Regions from separate parts of the Homo sapiens genome. Here region 1 is linked to region 2. A link is a contact called in ENCODE Hi-C data. All regions are on one chromosome and are shown on one strand. The core of a region is the stretch at or near the end of the contact, and the rest is flanking DNA. Distances in the headings are between cores, read along the strand shown. Region 1 holds the start of MYO5A (myosin VA). Region 2 holds the start of LEO1 (LEO1 component of Paf1/RNA polymerase II complex).

Region 1 (2,917 bases), core at 418-2,917, 560 kb after region 2:
GTGAAAATGATTTTGATATTTCTTAATATCGACCTCATAAGTTCCTTATGAGGATTATGAGTTCATATTTTTAAAACGCTTAAAACAGTACCTGGCACATAGCAAGCACCATATTAAGTGTTTAAGTTACTTTTAATCAGTTTCCAATTGCATTCGTTCATATGTTAGAGATCTACAATGCCTAAAGAAATTACCAGGTTGAGAGAGAAGTTCCAACTGTACAGTCGTTAAATCTAAAACTAGAAAGAAAGAGGTCTCAGACAATGTTTCATGCAAGCTCATTTCATGGTTGAAGAAATTAATCATATATCTCATATTTGCAGAGAAATTCATAGGTTACAAAAAGCTTTCACAACGATTATTAAGTTTGATTCTCACAACAGCTTGTAAGGGATGCAAGGCAAGTATAATTAACTGCATTTACTCATTAGGAAATCGAACCAGAGATGTTAAGTGACTTGTCCAAGGTCACAGTTAGTAAGTCCCGGCTTGAATCCAGGTCTCTTGATGCCCAGTCTTCTTTCCTCTACAAAACACACTGCAACTTGGGCCCTGGACTTCAGTGACATTTGGAAACAATGATTCCAGTGATTACAGGACCCTAAATGAAAGTTCTGTTGCAAAAGCTAATGTGAAAAGGCAACTCTATTAACTGCATGTAGAAGTAATCAATATCTGGCAAAATATCTACCTACACATGAGTGTACAGTATAAAATGCCATGATTACATATATTCACAAAGGTCATCACAAATCTGCGCAGCACTCAAGTGACAGTTCTCCATAATATGTCATTCAGAGATCGCCAGACCCTGAGTATATTGATGTCAGTCTAAGAAAAGACTGCCACTTCCCTTAAACCAAACCCAGAAGGGAAAGGCTTGCCCCAGAGGATGGTAAAGACATGGAGCCTAACAAGGCTCTGCGGGATTACACGCAGGTTGCAAACTCCCAGCGATAAATGAGTACCGACCCTCCCAGCCGGTGAATCAGCTCGCGTTCATCCGGCAGCATCTTTCCCCGGGGCTCGCCACCCCCAGCGCAGCTAAACTGGGGAGCTAAAGGTGATACGGCCACCGTTTGCAGGATTCAAAATAACCTCACAGAAAGGCTAGCTGGCGGTAGAAGCGGCACTGCATACCAACACAAGACGTTATTTTAAGCGCGTGTCCCCACGAGAGAACCCATCCGATCTACTGGAGCAAGCATCTCCCACCCGCCGGGAATTTTCCAAAGCCAAGCAGGAGGGGAGGCACGCCCGCCCTGCTAAATCCACATGGGCCCCCTTTCCACTCCGAAGCCCGCTCTGCCCCCAGCTCGAGCAGCGCGGCAGGGGCCTGGGAGACCCCCGAGGCGGGCCACCTTCCGCCGCCTTCACCATCTCGCCCGAAAGAGGAAGGTGCCGCAGCGGGCGACCGGCTGGTAGGGCCGAGGGTTCTGAGGCGCTGAAGGGGATGGCGCTGGTGGGGCTCGCCTGGGCCCGGCGCTCCCGCCCCCTCCCCAGCCTGACAGCTGGCGGCGAGGGCCGCACAGCCCCAGTCCTCGACGCCGGCCGCGGGGTGCCTTACCTTTGTGTAGAGCTCCGACGCAGCCATGGCGGGCCCCGCGCGCCTACGCCCCCCGCCTGTGCGGAGGCCGCACCTCGCCTGGGCGGCCGCCCGAGCGGACTAGGAAGCGCCCGCAGCCGCCGGCAGGGAGCAGGGCAGGGCAGGGCCGGGCGGGGAGGGCCGCGCGGGGCGGGGCGGGGCGGGGCGCCTCAGGCGCTGGCCGCCCGCAGGGGCCTCGCCATCACTCCCGGGCTCGCCGCGAGCAGCCGCGAGCGCTCCACCTGCCCGGGGTCCTAGGGGTCGCCGCCGCCGCCGCAGCCACTTCGGCGGCCCGCGATGCTGCCTCCGCTGCCGCCGCCGCCACCGCCGCCGCCCTGTGCATTATGGGAGCGGGAGGAGGCTGCGCTCCAGCGCTGCCACCGCGGCTGCTCTGGGCTCTCTCGGGCTCACGCTGCCTCCCATCGGCTACGAGCACAGAGCATCATCATCATCAGCCTGCCAGCCGGCCCCGCCGCCGCCTCGCGCCCTGCCGAGGCCCGGAAACCCGCCCGGGACGTGAGCCCCGAGGGCGCGGCACACCCCGGGCGCCCCCACCCCGAAGCGAGCCCGGGGCCCTCTGCTGCGGAGCCTAGCTCCCGCGGTAGCGCAGCCATGGCACGGGCTGTTACTGTGTCCGAATAAACGATGGGAGCCTCCAGGCTGCTCCTCCCGTCCTTCCAAGCATTCCTAGGGAGAGGATTTAGGGGAAGCCCTCTTGAAAGACTGTAGAATAACCCAGGACTGTAGAAGAGCCTTGTCAGCAGCAGTGACCCGGGAGATGGGCAATGCAGGACCGGGAATTTCAGGTTAAGGTTGATCACCAAGGTCATTCCGAGCACCTCGATGTCTGCAGCAAAGTCGTCTCCCGATACCAGAGGGCAAGGGCCGCTTCTAAGCTACAGAAACTTAAGTGACTTTGAAACGAGATAGCCCGGGGACAGCCCAGGTGCCTCTTTCCTAGACCTGTGCGTTTGCGGAGATGCAACTACCCTTCTGTCCCAGCCTTCTTCCCGTCCTGTTCGCTGCTGGTGATTGTCGGCTCCATGGTGGCACCTGAAGTTTATCCGGTTGCCACCTGAAAATGACGGAGTACTTACATGGAAAATCTGTATTACAGTTTAACTCAACATCAAAAGGGCAAAGCCGCCCTCACTCTCCTCACGGTGATCCTTGAACATCCAGCACAAGAATGTGGTCTTTCTACTCCCAACCCTGCGCTGTCTTCATCCTCTATCTTCTCCCCACCCTCATTGTCGTTTCTGGTTGAATAATCTTCATTCTTTATTGTTGTCGTTGTTGTTGTTGCTGTTTTTGTTTGTTTAATCCCTGCCT
Region 2 (3,238 bases), core at 84-2,583:
AACCCAATGTCCATCAACAGATAAATGGATTAACAAATTTAGGGTGTGCACATTCAATGGAATATTATTAAATCATTAAAAATGAATAAAGTACTGATATGTGCTACAATGCCTTGAAGACATTATGCTAAGTAAAAGAAACCAGACACAAAAGACCACAATGCATGATTCAATTTATATGAAATTCCCAGAACAGATAAGTACAGAAACAATAGCAGACAGGGGTTGGAGGAAGGAGCATATGAGGAGTAAGTGCTTTATGAACAGTGTTTTATTTGGGGGTGATGAAAATAACAACTAGATATATGTTGTCTACAAGAGACTCACTTTACTTGGAGCCTAGAGGGTTGCAAGAATTCTGAACTTGGTCTTGGGTTCTCACTTCAAATAGCTCCTATTCATATTTCAAGTGCCCGTAGTCTCAACTACTTGGAGGCTGAGGCAGAAGGATGGCTTGAGCCCAGAAGTTCAAGGCCAACCTGAGCAACACAGTGAGACCCTGTCTCTAAAAAAGTAAACTTTAAAAAAACACCCACAATCCTGTGCCAGAAATAACTTCCAAGCAGCATGCACATACACTAATTCATTCATTTCATCAACAAATCCTTCATTCCTCCTCTCTGTACACAGACCCCATGCACTCCCCAATCTAACATCACAGACTCCGGAAATTCTGGAGTTTCTGCACAAGCTCTTAGAGAACACATTCTCTCCTATGTGAAACATCTATCTGTAACCCCATCCCATTATCCGTCCCAGACTCGTCATCCAGACATCTCAAGCTCCCTATCACACCATGCTCTGGTTTCATTCAAGACGGCATTCTGAGGCCCTCTGTAAATTCGCCCACCCCATCCCATATTCCTGCATTCATTTCCATTCATTCAAAAACAGCCCTTACTCTACGCTGGCCTGTGCAAGGCAAGGCGGAACAGGACTCCAACGTTCCTACCCGCGCTGCGCAGGCTCGCCTGCACTTCCACCCATGCCCCGCGCCCCTTTCGCTCCACAAGCTCCCAGGAACCGTCTGCTCCACCGACACCCAGAGCCTCGAGGCGCAGACTGTCTGACTCTCCATCCTGCCCGCCGGAGGAGGATGGCACCTCCGGGAGTGCAGGGGGCGCTGAGGCAGGAGTGGAGGAAACGCCACCTCTTGCCCGCGGCGCTGGAGCCTCCACGGTTGTCCGGCTCCCACAGCGGAAGGCCTGCCACGCACCCATCCTCCGAAGACCAGCGAACCCACCTTTACGCTCAGCTTCGCTGTCGGCGTCGCTCCCGAAGAGATCCTCCATATCCGCCATTATCGCTCACGTCCGCTGCTGCCTCGGTTAGGGGCAGCTCCCGGCCTCTCTTTACGGCACGGAACCACTGAAACACGACAGTGTCGCAAAGATTCGCCGAAGACACTCCTTTCCTTACGTGACCTAGTTTTCGCTCGCCCAGTGAACCTGTTCTCGCCTGGGTATGCATGGTATATAAGCCCGGCCATTTCGTCAATATCTGTTATTTGCCAGGATTCTTACCAGGGGGCGGGGGGGTCCTGCGTTCGGTTGCGGGTGTGGATGGGGTGGGCGGTGACTGGCGCTCTCTGGGGAAGGGCCTCTGGCTGGATTAAACCTATCGCGAGTCAGGATTGAAGCCCTTTGTTTCTTACTGAGCAGCTGTTCTCCAGTTATTTCATCCCAAACCCCTTTACCCTCTTAAAAATTGTTGAGACGGAGTCTCGCTCAGTCGCCCAGGCTGGAGTGCAGTGGCGCGATCTCGGCTCACAGCAACCTCCACTGTCCGGGTTCAAGCAATTCTAATTCCTCAGCCTCCCGAGTAGCTGGGACGACAGGCGCCCGCCACCACACCCGGCTAATTTTTTGTATTTTAGTAGACACGGGGTTTCACCGTGTTGCCCAGGCTGGTCGCAAACTCAGGAGCTCAGGCAATCCGCCCGCCTCGGCCTCCCAAAGTGCTGGGATTACAGGTACGGGTATTGATATTTACTGTATTCTTACTAATACGGTAATAAATTTTTAAGTTACTAATTCATTTAAAAATAATATACATGTTAACAAACAGCTTTTTTAAGCTTTAAATGACCATTTTTTTGGCCGGGCGCGGTCGCTCACGCCTGTAATCCCAGCACTTTGGGAGGCCGAGGCGGGTGGATCACGAGGTCAGGAGATCGAGACCATCCTGGCTAACACGGTGAAACCCCGTCTCTACTAAAATAAAAAAAATTAGCCGGGCGTGGTTGTGGGCGCCTGTCGTCCCAGCTACTAGGGAGGATGAGGCAGGAGAATGGCGTGAACCCAGGAGGCGGAGCTTGCAGTGAGCCGAGATCGCGCCACTGCACTCCAGCCTGGGCACGAGACTCCATCTCAAAAAAATAATAATAATAAAATAAAATAATTAAAAATAAAAACATTAGCCAGGCATGATGGCATGCATTTGTAGCCCTAGCTACTCAGGAAACTGAGAATGGAGGATCACTTGAGCCCAGGAGTTGGAGGCTGCAGTGAGCTATGATCACGCCACTTCACTCTAGCCTGAGTGACAGAGTAAGGCTCTGTTTCTTAGAAGAAAAAGTGAGAAAAGAGTACATCCTGTGTTACATTACCTAATTAGGCCATTATGAGAGTTTTGGTCTTGGACAAGCAACAATGAATATTTAGTTTGGAGATTATATGATATATATTTTTGTAGTAAACTTCAGTGCTTAACAGGGTCCAAATGGGTGGGACTGGGTATGTAATCATCAATCCTAGAGCTTTTGTGTATGAAGCGGATGTTGCAAGAGAAGATACATAGATAACCTGAAAACTATCTGGAATACTGGAAAAACAAGTATTCCATTTGACAGTGATTCAGTTTCATTTTCATTTAGAGTACTGTCCCTGAAAAGTACTTTGATTAAATTTATTTTCTTTTGATACAGTGTCTCTGTTGCCTAGGCTGGAGCGCAGTGGCGCCATCATAGCTCACTGCAGCCTCAAACTCCTGGCCTCAAGAGGTCCTCCTGCCTCGGCCTCCTAACACGTTGGGATTACAAGTATGGGCCACAGTGCCTGGCTAAATCTTAATAAATTGAATTACAGTTTGGTCTGGTGAGTCACCATGTCCATATTCCTGGCTATCAGAATAAACGTGTTTTTCCCATATGAATAGTATAAAACAAATCACTTCTGACTCTTGGACAGATTTTTTTGTTTATGTTTTGGCTACACTTTTTTTTTTTAAACAGAGTTTC

The links. Hi-C counts contacts between places; a loop is a spot of excess contacts on that map. Pooled maps may share reads with other maps.
Region 1: a pooled map shows a loop between it and region 2 (4-fold over the local background). The contact joins the promoter of MYO5A here to the promoter of LEO1 in region 2. A Hi-C loop is called at or near these places in 5 of 50 pooled maps.

The regions. Positions count from the first base shown.
Region 1 is chr15:52,527,213-52,530,129 of GRCh38, forward strand. MYO5A (myosin VA) reads right to left here and starts at 1,668. Exons shown (of 42, transcript NM_001382347.1): 1 at 1,568-1,668. The coding sequence starts at 1,594. RefSeq lists a silencer at 1,318-2,197.
Region 2 is chr15:51,970,445-51,973,682 of GRCh38, forward strand. It overlaps LEO1 (LEO1 component of Paf1/RNA polymerase II complex), which reads right to left and starts at 1,334. Exons shown (of 12, transcript NM_138792.4): 1 at 1,244-1,334. The coding sequence starts at 1,301. It also overlaps a transcript of MAPK6 not described here. RefSeq lists enhancers at 451-1,027, 851-1,380, 1,028-1,603.